2 separate regions of the Homo sapiens genome follow, and region 2 is linked to region 1. Evidence: chromatin loops called from intact Hi-C (ENCODE). Cell type or tissue: breast epithelium. All regions are shown on one strand. Links, peaks and the distances in the headings refer to the core of each region. The heading gives the core; the rest is flanking DNA.

The links. A loop is a pair of places that touch in the nucleus more often than their neighbours do. Peaks named below come from ENCODE experiments on the same cell type or tissue, not always from the same donor. Only the 100,000 strongest peaks of a DNase experiment are listed, where the experiment ranks them.
Region 2: it touches region 1 in a loop (35-fold over the local background); 11 of 110 quality-filtered maps call a loop at or near these places.

What each region holds. Positions count from the first base shown.
Region 1 is chr2:10,800,352-10,805,728 of GRCh38, forward strand. It overlaps PDIA6 (protein disulfide isomerase family A member 6), which reads right to left. Exons shown (of 13, transcript NM_005742.4): 2 at 2,148-2,289. Among named protein-coding and RNA genes, the nearest start is that of PDIA6, 9.7 kb to the right of the region's middle. In breast epithelium, for the core only: no CTCF peak of the experiment used is centred there; no DNase peak of the experiment used is centred there.
Region 2 is chr2:11,752,297-11,757,673 of GRCh38, forward strand. All of the region lies in intron 1 of LPIN1 (lipin 1), which reads left to right. Among named protein-coding and RNA genes, the nearest start is that of LPIN1, 8.4 kb to the left of the region's middle. RefSeq lists an enhancer at 1,499-1,708. In breast epithelium, for the core only: no CTCF peak of the experiment used is centred there; DNase peaks (open chromatin) are centred at 1,265 and 2,068; H3K4me3 peaks cover 482 bases; H3K27ac peaks cover 966 bases.

The DNA.
Region 1 (5,377 bases), core at 197-5,196:
CTCTACAGCTAAGTATTATGCAAATCTTCCAAAATCTGACAAAATCCAAAATCAGAAACACTTCTGGTCCCAAGCATTTCAGATAAGAGATGTTCAACCTGTACTTACTGTTCTTGTAAAGTACTACATTAACATCAAAATTTTAATATTTCAATAATCATATTTCCATACTTTAGGTTTTTTTTTGCGATTCTATAAGCTTTATTTAAACGTGAAGGTTTGATTTTGATTTTTTTTTTTAAAGGAGATCTTTTTTTTTTTCTTTTTTTGAGACAGGCTCTCACTGTTGCCCAGGCTGGAGTGCAGTGGCACAATCACAGCTCACTGCAGCTTCTACCTCACAGGCTCAGGTGATCTTCCCACCTCAGCCTCCTGAGTAGCTGGGACCACAAGTACACGGCACCACGTCTGGGTAATTTGTTTCTTTTCTTTTTATTTTCGTAGCGATAGGGTCTTGCCACATTGCCCAAGCTGGCCTCGAACTCTGGTGCTCAAGCAATTTACCCACCGTGGTCTCCCAAATTGCTGAAATTATAATCGTGAGCCATCATGCCTGACCGTAAAAGTTTTATTATAAGAATCCAAGGCCTTCACCAAGATGCTAAAGGAATCCAAGCACAAAAGGAAGTTAAAAAGCACCTGCCTGACCCAGTGCAGTGGCTCACAGCTGTAATCCCAGCACTTTGCGAGGCCGAGACAGGCGAATTGCTTGAGCCCTGGAGTTAGAGACCAGCTTGGACAACATGGTGAAATTCCGTCTCTATAAAAAATACAAAAATTAGCAGGGCGTGGTGGTACATGCCTGTAGTACCAGTGCTGGGGAGGCTGAGGTGGGAGGATTACCTGAGCCTGAGAAATCAAGGCTGTAGTGAGCCGTGATCATGCTGCTGCACTCTAGCCTGGGAGAAAGTGAGACCCTGTCTCTCAAAAAAAGCGCTTGCTCTAATCAGACATTCAGTCACCCAAACACCACAAAGTAAAACTCTGCCAGTGTAATAATGATTAACTAGTGGATCTAGATCCTGCCTTCTCAATTATGCTGTCTTGCAGAGTTTTCTCTTGTATGGTCGCTCTCAGAAACAAGGTAAATTACCTATGCCATATATGATAAGCTTGTAAAAACCACATACAGAGACGTTTAACAATACAACAGTTTGTACAATTACTATTTATGTATTTGCTAGTATAATTGAGCTAATCCACACAGAATTAGCATTTGGACTGAACACATATATACCAGAGCCTTTAAAACAGTAAAGGCATTAGATGGACAGGACGCACAATGTGGCAACATCCACTTTGAAAATAGAGCGTTTTTACCTCCATTTGCTACACTGAGCATGAAGTAAAATGGTCCATGAGGACTGGTGGTTAGTTTCTAAAACTTAGTTTCAAAGAAAAAAGTTAAAGTGAGAAAGGAAAAAGTTTCATCAGGCATACCCTAAAATGTACCCATCAGGTTCTAATATCCCTCACTTAAGCTTACAAAGCCTTGTTCACATGTCAAAGGACTCCTTGGGATTTCAGATAACCACACAGTTCTTCACAGACACACAGCTGGCTAGGGTTTGGTTCTCCTCTCAGGATACTTGTGGCCTGCTGGTTTACAGCAGAGACAGCCTCATATACATCTTGCACAGTTTCCACTCTTCTATTTGGTGTTTTTTTGCATTAAATGCTTTAATCACACAAATAACTAGTGCAATGTTGTACTTTTGACTGTATATAATTTTGTGCTGTTAGTTTCAATGGTGATTACATTTTTACCCCACAAGGGTTCTTCCAGCATTGAATGTAAGGTAAGAAAAGAATTTTTAAATTAAACCAGATTTTCTAACTACATTTTTTCAGGAAATAATTCTCTTCAAGAAACAGAGTGAAGTTAATCACTGGCCCCTCCATTTTCTTTGCTCAAGATTCCTTCCTCATAAAAGCAGTTTTCCTTCCACACGCATCACCTCATCAAAAGACAGATCTTCCTTAACAACAGACTAGATACTTTGCATTTCCCATTTCCCTCTTCTCTACTTCTTTTAAACAAACACTAAGCTAAACTAGATGTCTTAATAAAATCAGATTTTTATACAGCGTTTTCTCCAATTTCAGAAAGTACTATAAATAATCTACAACTATTTTATAATACTTACCATGGAGCATAGAATTCTACAAGCCACAAACTATCACTCTGAATAACTTCTCGGTTGAAATTCGATGGAGTTAATTCGATCACATCATCACTAGAGGAATACAGACCATTCACTGCCAGAAAGAAGGTACAGCTCACCAGACCTGAAGATAAAAACAAAAGTGCACCATTAACAGCACTGTTCATGCTTTGACTGGAAACCCTGGGGAACCAGAGTCCTCTTTAACTGACCAGGGCCCTTCACACAGGAGGACGGCCTAGCTCTGGCCCCTCTGCCCTTCCTGCTGCAGTTGGAGCCCCTGGAATTTCACTCCCATTGCTGCAACGCTGAGCAAGAAAGGAACGGACGGTCCCCACTCCCACTCCTTGGGCTGCACTGGAAAAAGGCTGAAGCATTATTCTTAGTGGCTTTCATGTATCAACGTCTTTGTTCTTTACAACCGCTCCATGAGGCAGTACTACTGTCATTTTATGGCATGGACGCTGAAAAATTGGGAGGTCACTTCTGCCTGTGTAACCCTGGGCAATCACGTAGTAATCATTCCTCATGTTATTCAGTTGCAATTATTAGCACATTATCTTTATTCAAATATATTTTTGAAGGGAAAATAATTATTGTCTCTTCCACTAGATTGTGACTCTTTCAAGGGCAATGGTAATTTATTTATTTATATTTTGAGACGGAGTTTCGCTCTTGTTGCCCAGGCTGGAGTGCAATGGCATGATCTTGGCTCACCACAACCTCCGCCTCCCAGGTTCAAGCAATTCTCCTGCTTCAGCCTCCCAAGTAGCTGGGATTACAGGCATGTGCCATCACGCCCGGCTAATTTTGTATTTTTAATAGAGACAGGGTTTCTCCATGTTGGTCAGGCTGGTCTCGAACTCCTGACCTCAGGTGATCCGCCTGCCTCGGCCTCCCAAAGTGCTGGGATTACAGGCATGAGCCATGGCGCCCAGCCAATGTTTATTTTTATAAATAGTTTTATTTCTCTTAATACTATCCATAACACATTATCAGAAACACTGTTCGTGTGAACAACCTTATAAAGACAGGATACAGTGTCGACTGTATTGCTGACCACACAGTTCTGCCACATTGTGGATCAAGAGCATTTTCATTAGCAACTCTGGAAACTTACATGCAATTTACAACAATAATTTAGGAAAACAAATTCTGAACTTACTAGTATCTTAAGAACCCAAAAGTTCTCTGAAATGGCATTACTATCAAAATTTCACCTTTTAAATTTACATATACAGTCACATCCACAGGGTCAAGGAGAGAACACATATATGAGGGTGGTCCTGTGGATTATAATGGAGCTTAAAAAATCCTATCACCTTGTGATGCCTTGATAACTCTGACCCTGAGTAGACCTAGGCTAATGTGCGTGTTTGTGTCCTAGTTTTTGTGTTTTTTTTTTTTTTTGAGACAGAGTCTTGCTCTGTCACCCAGGCTGGAGTGCATTGGCGCTATCTCGGCTCACTGCAAGCTCTGCCACCCGGGTTCACGCCATTCTCCTGCCTCAACCTCCTGAGTAACCGGGACTACAGGCGCCTGCCACCACGCCTGGCTAATTTTTTGTATTTTTAGTAGAGATGGGGTTTCACTGTGTTAGCCAGGATGGTCTCGATCTCCTGACCTTGTGATCCGCCCGCCTCGGCCTCCCAAAGTGCTGGGATTACAGGCGTGAGCCACCGTGCCCGGCCCTGTGTCCTAGTTTTTGACAAAAAAGTTTAAAAAACTAAAACAAACTTTAAAAACGAAAAAAACCTACGTTTTCTTCTAGGGTTTTTATGGTTTTAGGTCTAACGTTTAAGTCTTTAATCCATCTTGAATTGATTTTTGTATAAGGTGTAAGGAAGGGATCCAGTTTCAGCTTTCTACATATGGCTAGGCAGTTTTCCCAGCACCATTTATTAAATAGGGATTCCTTTCCCCATTGCTTGTTTTTCTCAGGTTTGTCAAAGATCAGATAGTTGTAGACAGGCAGCGTTATTTCTGAGGGCTCTGTTCTGTTCCATTGATCTATATCTCTGTTTTGGTACCAGTACCATGCTGTTTTGGTTACTGTAGCCTTGTAGTATAGTTTGAAGTCAGGTAGTGTGATGCCTCCAGCTTTGTTCTTTTGGCTTAGGATTGCTTTGGCGATGCGGGCTCTTTTTTGGTTCCATATGAACTTTAAAGTAGTTTTTTCCAATTCTGTGAAGAAAGTCATTGGTAGCTTTATGGGGATGGCATTGAATCTGTAAATTACCTTGGGCAGTATGGCCATTTTCACGATATTGATTCTTCCTACCCATGAGCATGGAATGTTCTTCCATTTGTTTGTATCCTCTTTTATTTCCTTGAGCAGTGGTTTGTAGTTCTCCTTGAAGAGGTCCTTCACATCCCTTGTAAGTTGGATTCCTAGGTATTTTATTCTCTTTGAAGCAATTGTGAATGGGAGTTCACTCATGATTTGGCTCTCTGTCTGTTGTTGGTGTATAAGAATGCTTGTGATTTTTGTACATTGATTTTGTATCCAAAAGCAATGGCAACAAAAGACAAAATTGACAAATGGATCTAATTAAACTAAAGAGCTTCTGCACAGCAAAAGAAACTACCATCAGAGTGAACAGGCAACCTACAAAATGGGAGAAAATTTTCGCAACCTACTCATCTGACAAAGGGCTAATATCCAGAATCTACAATGAACTCAGACAAATTTACAAGAAAAAAACAAACAACCCCATCAAAAAGTGGGCGAAGGACATGAACAGACACTTCTCAAAAGAAGACATTTATGCAGCCAAAAAACACATGAAAAAATGCTCATCATCACTGGCCATCAGAGAAATGCAAATCAAAACCACAATGAGATACCATCTCACACCAGTTAGAATGGCAATCATTAAAAAGTCAGGAAACAACAGGTGCTGGAGAGGATGTGGAGAAATAGGAACACTTTTACACTGTTGGTGGGACTGTAAACTAGTTCAACCATTGTGGAAGTCAGTGTGGCGATTCCTCAGGGATCTAGAACTGGAAATACCATTTGACCCAACCATCCCATTACTGGGTATATACCCAAAGGACTATAAATCATGCTGCTATAAAGACACATGCACATGTATGTTTATTGCGGCATTATTCACAATAGCAAAGACTTGGAACCAACCCAAATGTCCAACAATGATAGACTGGATTAAGAAAATGTGGCACATATACAGCATGGAATACTATGCAGC
Region 2 (5,377 bases), core at 110-5,109, 950 kb after region 1:
GACCATCTGAAAGGCCTCTTTCGATTCCTGTATCTTTAATTATGAATGGGGTTGAATATCTCTCTCATATATTATTGGCCAAATGTGAACTGTCTATATGTTTTGTCCATTTTTTCTTTTGAGCTGTTCCAAGGCCATTTTTTTTTTTTTTTTGAGACGGAGTCTCGCTCTGTCGCCCAGGCTGGAGTGCAGTGGCGGGATCTCGGCTCACTGCAAGCTCCGCCTCCCGGGTTCACGCCATTCTCCTGCCTCAGCCTCCCAAGTAGCTGGGACTACAGGCGCCCGCCACTACGCCCGGCTAATTTTTTGTATTTTTAGTAGAGACGGGGTTTCACCGTTTTAGCCGGGATGGTCTCGATCTCCTGACCTCGTGATCCGCCCGCCTCGGCCTCCCAAAGTGCTGGGATTACAGGCGTGAGCCACCGCGCCCGGCCTCCAAGGCCATTTTAAACTGACCTTAATCTTCTAGAGGTGGCTGGTGTTGGCAAAAATTGTGGGGTTAGGAAAGCTGTGGCAGGGGTTTTGAATTTTGGCAGTTCCAAGAAAGCAGCGTTTCTTGGCAATTTGTGAAGCCTGGAGATGGATTCTGCCAATTTTGGAATAAATGTGGAATTTTCTAATTTAATCGTGAGGCAAGAAACCATGTGACCTCTGTCACCTCATCCTGACAGTGTCCGCAGTGCTGTCCTTTCTGGAACTGTATGAAATTGCGGTCGTGAATGCTTTGGAGCGTCTGCTGTGTGCTGGAGTTCTACAGATGAGCTTAATTATGGGAACGCCCTCCTGTCCCTGGGCAAGGAGGGGGATGAGCAGGGTGGGGGTGTGCTGGAGGAGGAGACGCCTGCCACTTTGCCACCCTGGAAGCTCACTGCAAGAGCTGCAAAATTTCCCACCTGCCTAACACAGGCAGGGCTTTGGTGGCGGGACCCCAGGGCTGGCTGTTTTTGCTCTTTCATCACTTTTGTCAGGAAGTATTGAAAGACCTTTAAAAGGCCTCTGACTTGCAGGGCCTCTGACCTGCAGGCCTTTTAAAGCATCTCCAGCTTTTCTAGTGAGTTTTTGTATTTTGGACGGGAATGTCTCACGAACCCTGGCATGCCAAGAAAGTCCCCAATTTCCCAGCAGGTAGTGATGGATGCAGAGCTGTGCTCTTCTGTTTAAGAAGCTCCTCAAGGCACTCTGGCCAGGACAGTTTAACCACAGGGACGCTGGTGGACTCAGTCAATCCAGACCTGGCAGAGGGCAGCAGCTGCCTATAAGTGTGTGCCAGTTACAGCAGGGCGTGGGCTGCTGCCCAGGTGGCCTGACTTTCTGTCTGTGTTCCTTTCCCTGTATCACCCTGAGTCTGAGCCAGACTTCCTCTTTTGTCACAGGTAATTCATCACCCTTATCAACCGCCGTTAAGTATCAGTCCACAATGCTCTGAAAAGACTTCCTCTTTGCCGTAAGTGTAAATTACAGGAGGAAGCTAACACTATTTATAAATCAATTTCATTTTCATGCAAGTCTTATTAGTCATGATACCATTTTGGGCACTTCCTAGAAGCTTTTTGTGTTTTTAAATGCTTTGGATGAAAATCCTCATTTGTCTTGTAAACCTCCAAGGTGGATGTGATCTCGGCGAACACCAGTAACAGCGTGATGTTTGTGACTTTATCCAGTGCTGGGCGGACCACAGATAGAGTCCCCAGGTGCTGAGACACTGACTGTAGTGTGCTCAGAGGAGGGCGGCTAGGGCAGTGAGCAGGAAGCCCCAAAATCGTCCCTGTCAAGCCCAGCTGGGGAGCCGACAGTGCCTTCCCTAGAGGAAGGGTGCCAGGGGTGGTCATTTAGTTGTCCTGACATGATCCGTTGGCCCCACGAGCAGCAGCCAGGTCTGTATCTGAGAGCTGTAATTTCCTGCTGATAACAGGAACACAGATAAGGGGCACCCCATCCCAGAGTGATATTAGGTTGGCTTTTGAATCACCAGGCTCCTTGGATGTGCCTTAAGCCCACAGGTGCCCTTTAAGCACCTGCCGTGAGGGCAGATGTGACAGATCGTGTTTGCTCTCTGGGCAGTGAGTGGGTTTTGGGTAGCTTCTCTCCAGGAAATGATGAATCACTCGGAGCTGAGCAAGTGCCAGAGAAGTCTTCAATCACAGACTGAACCCAGGAGGGTGTTTCGGCCTTTCTAAGTCCTTAAGGGTTGTAGGGAAGGTTTTGAACAATGGCTTTTGACTTTACCTTCTGAGAGGCTCTGTCAGGGAGTGGTGATGCTGCGGGTGAGAGCAGTTTTGAAGGTGTCACATCCAGGGCCAACCCTGAGCCTTGCTTCTGTAGCCACCTCCTATGGGAGGTCATGACAATAATAAGATTTTGCATGTGTTGTCCAGGAGCAAAGACCTTTCCAAACTAGTCGTTGTGTTGACCACTGAGGATGACAGCCTGGTGGGCTCAGTCAGAGCCATTGTGTTAATACCCTGCTCCCACACACATAGCTGGTAAATGCCAGAAGTTAACACTCACAGCCAGGCCTTCCGACCCCCAATTTTGTGTCATTTCTGCTTTTCAGTCTTACCCTTAGGTGTCACAGCTGTTTATTTAAACTGTTTGCAGTGAATTTTGTTTGGGAGCATTGTCTTGTGAAATTTATGCTCTGGCAGAGAACAATTCCTGCTGTCTTCTTCATTTCTTCTAATTTTTTTTTTTTTTTTTGAGACGGAGTCACCCAGGCTGGAGTGCAGTGGCACGATCTCGGCTCACTGCAAGCTCTGCCTCCCGGGTTCACGCCATTCTCCTGCCTCAGCCTCCCAAGTAGCTGGGACTACAGGCGCCCGCCACCATGCCCGGCTAATCTTTTTTGTATTTTTAGCAGAGACGGGGTTTCACCATGTTAGCCAGGATGGTCTCGATCTCCTGACCTCGTGATCCGCCCGCCTCAGCCTCCCAAAGTGCTGGGATTACAGGCATGAGCCACCGCGCCCGGCCATTTCTTCTCATTTTTAAATTTTAGTGCTTTTCCCCCTCGTGCCCCGACTTGCCAAGCTACTTTGAGGGTGGTGGGTGCATCTTGCTGTTTTACACTCTGGAATGTCGTGATGGGACCAAAAATAAAAGTTTCTTGCTTGAGATGGGCCCTGCGATGGGGCAGGTACCGCGTCAGAAATGAGCAAGCCTCGTCCCTGTCCTCAAGGAGAGAAGACTCACTTGGTAGACAGATGTCTGTTCAGCCACTTGACAAATGACAGTAATATTGATCAAGCTACTGCCCTGGATGGCTGGGCTGGAGGGCTGAGGAGAAGGTTGAGGCTGAAAGATAGAGTTGTGTGGGCATGTTTATGAAGGGGTCATATACCTGGACAGCCGGGGGAGGAAATGGAGGAGGCAGGTGGAAATCCAGATTTGAGGGGTAATTATTGTTCAACTCCTGCAAGACACTTAGTTCTTTTTTTTTTTTTTTTGAGACAGAGTCTCGCTCTGTCGCCCAAGCTGGAGTTCAGTGGCGCCGTCTCGGCTCACTGCAAGCTGCGCCTCCTGGGTTCAAGCGACTCTCCTGCCTCAGCCTCCTGAGTAGCTGGGACTACAGGTGCGTGCCACTGTGCCTGGCTTATTTTTTGTATTTTTAGTAGAGACGTGGTTTCACCGTGTTAGCCAGGATGATCTCGGTCTCCTGACCTCATGATCTGCCCGCCTTGGCCTCCCAAAGTGCTGGGATCACAGGCATAAGCCACCACGCCTGGCCACTTAGTTCTTAAAGAAAGGAGAGTAGGAAGAAAAGTACAAGTGAGAAAGATGAACAAAAACGGGGATTGTAAGAGTACATTTATTGAGACAGTTTTGCATTTGCATTTGCTCGGCCAGTCTTATATATAATTAGATGTTGCTTACCATGACATCATTTCATTTCCAAGGAGCAAACCCACAATGTGAAAATGGACCCACTGTTATGTCCCAGATAACGTGCCTTAGGTAATGTTCTAGTTGAAGGAACTAGAAAGGGAATTAAAATCATTGTTATTTACTTGCATAATAAATGAGTGGAACAGCAGATTCCTGAATTGTCCATTAAGAGGCGTGGACTAAAATAATTCAAATCCCTTTATTTATTTATTTATTTTATATTTTTTTGAGATGGAGTCTCACTCTGTCGCCCAGGCTGGAGTACAATGACGTGATCTCAGCCCATTGCAACCTCTGCCTCCTGGGTTCAAGCAATTCTCCTGCCTCAGCCTCTCGAGTAGCTGGGATTACAGGCACTCACCATCATGCTAATTTTTGTATTTCTGTAGAGATGGGGTATTTTGTAGAGAGCCTGACCATGTTGGCCAGGCTGGTCTCGAATTCCTGACCTCAGGTGATCCGCCCTCCTTGGCCTACCAAAGTGCTGGCATTATAGGCGTGAGTGCCCGGCCCCTATATTTATTTTTAATAATCGATGCTGTTCGAGTTGAGTATGCTATTTATTATTAATGTCATAGGTAGAATTCTAAGTGGAATACGCTTGTAGATTTTTATGTTCTTTGGTGTATTATCTGTTTGGTTCTAACATAAAACAGTTTCTAACCCAGAGGTATCTGGAAAGATGGTATTCCAGTGGGATGTAATAACCTCAGAAAATTTGTATTATTTCAGAAGGTCAAGCTAGACGATGTCACATTGAAAAAACTTACATGTTTCTTAACCTTAGAGCTTTTCTGAAAATCCACAGTTAGAGAAACCCAGTCTTGCCAAAGGATATTTGTAAGATTTGGCTGAGTTTTCCATCAAAAACATTTGAACTAGGGGTTGTAGAGTCCTGTTTCAAGTGGTAAATAAAATCCCGTGAGGTGAAGCTGCTATTTCTTGCCAAATTTTGAGATTAAAGTCAGTAGGTTTGAAAGGAATTTGGTATGGGGTGAGTGAATAGCAGGCATCTGAAAGCCGTTCCACTGGAAATTGAAGCCTTCCATTTGGTCCTCTGCAGGTTTTGTTTATCGTTTGTCACCCTTGAGGTAATTAAGATACTTTCTTCTTTAAAGCAGATATTCCCCTCACTGCTTGATCACGTGTTTTAGCAGACAGCAGGAAACTGACACCAAAGACAGTCATGAGATTAATGGGCAGGTATGGGGAGGTGGGTTGATTGGCTGGGTTTGTCTGACTTCTTCAGGTAAATTAGCTTCTTCCTCCAGCCTTTTACTCGAAACATAACTGAGAGTAAAATTTGGGAATTTATGCCCAGCTGGTTTATTCTTGTATTCTTTAAACATATGTGCTAGATTTATTTCAAAGAGAGCTTGGAGGAAGGGCAGAGAAAGAAGAGCCTGGCTGCCTCTAACCTGCCTGCACCCCTCCAGGCAACAGGTGCCTGGGGTGACTGGGCCCACCCCGGTCCCTTAAAGGGCATGGTCCCTCC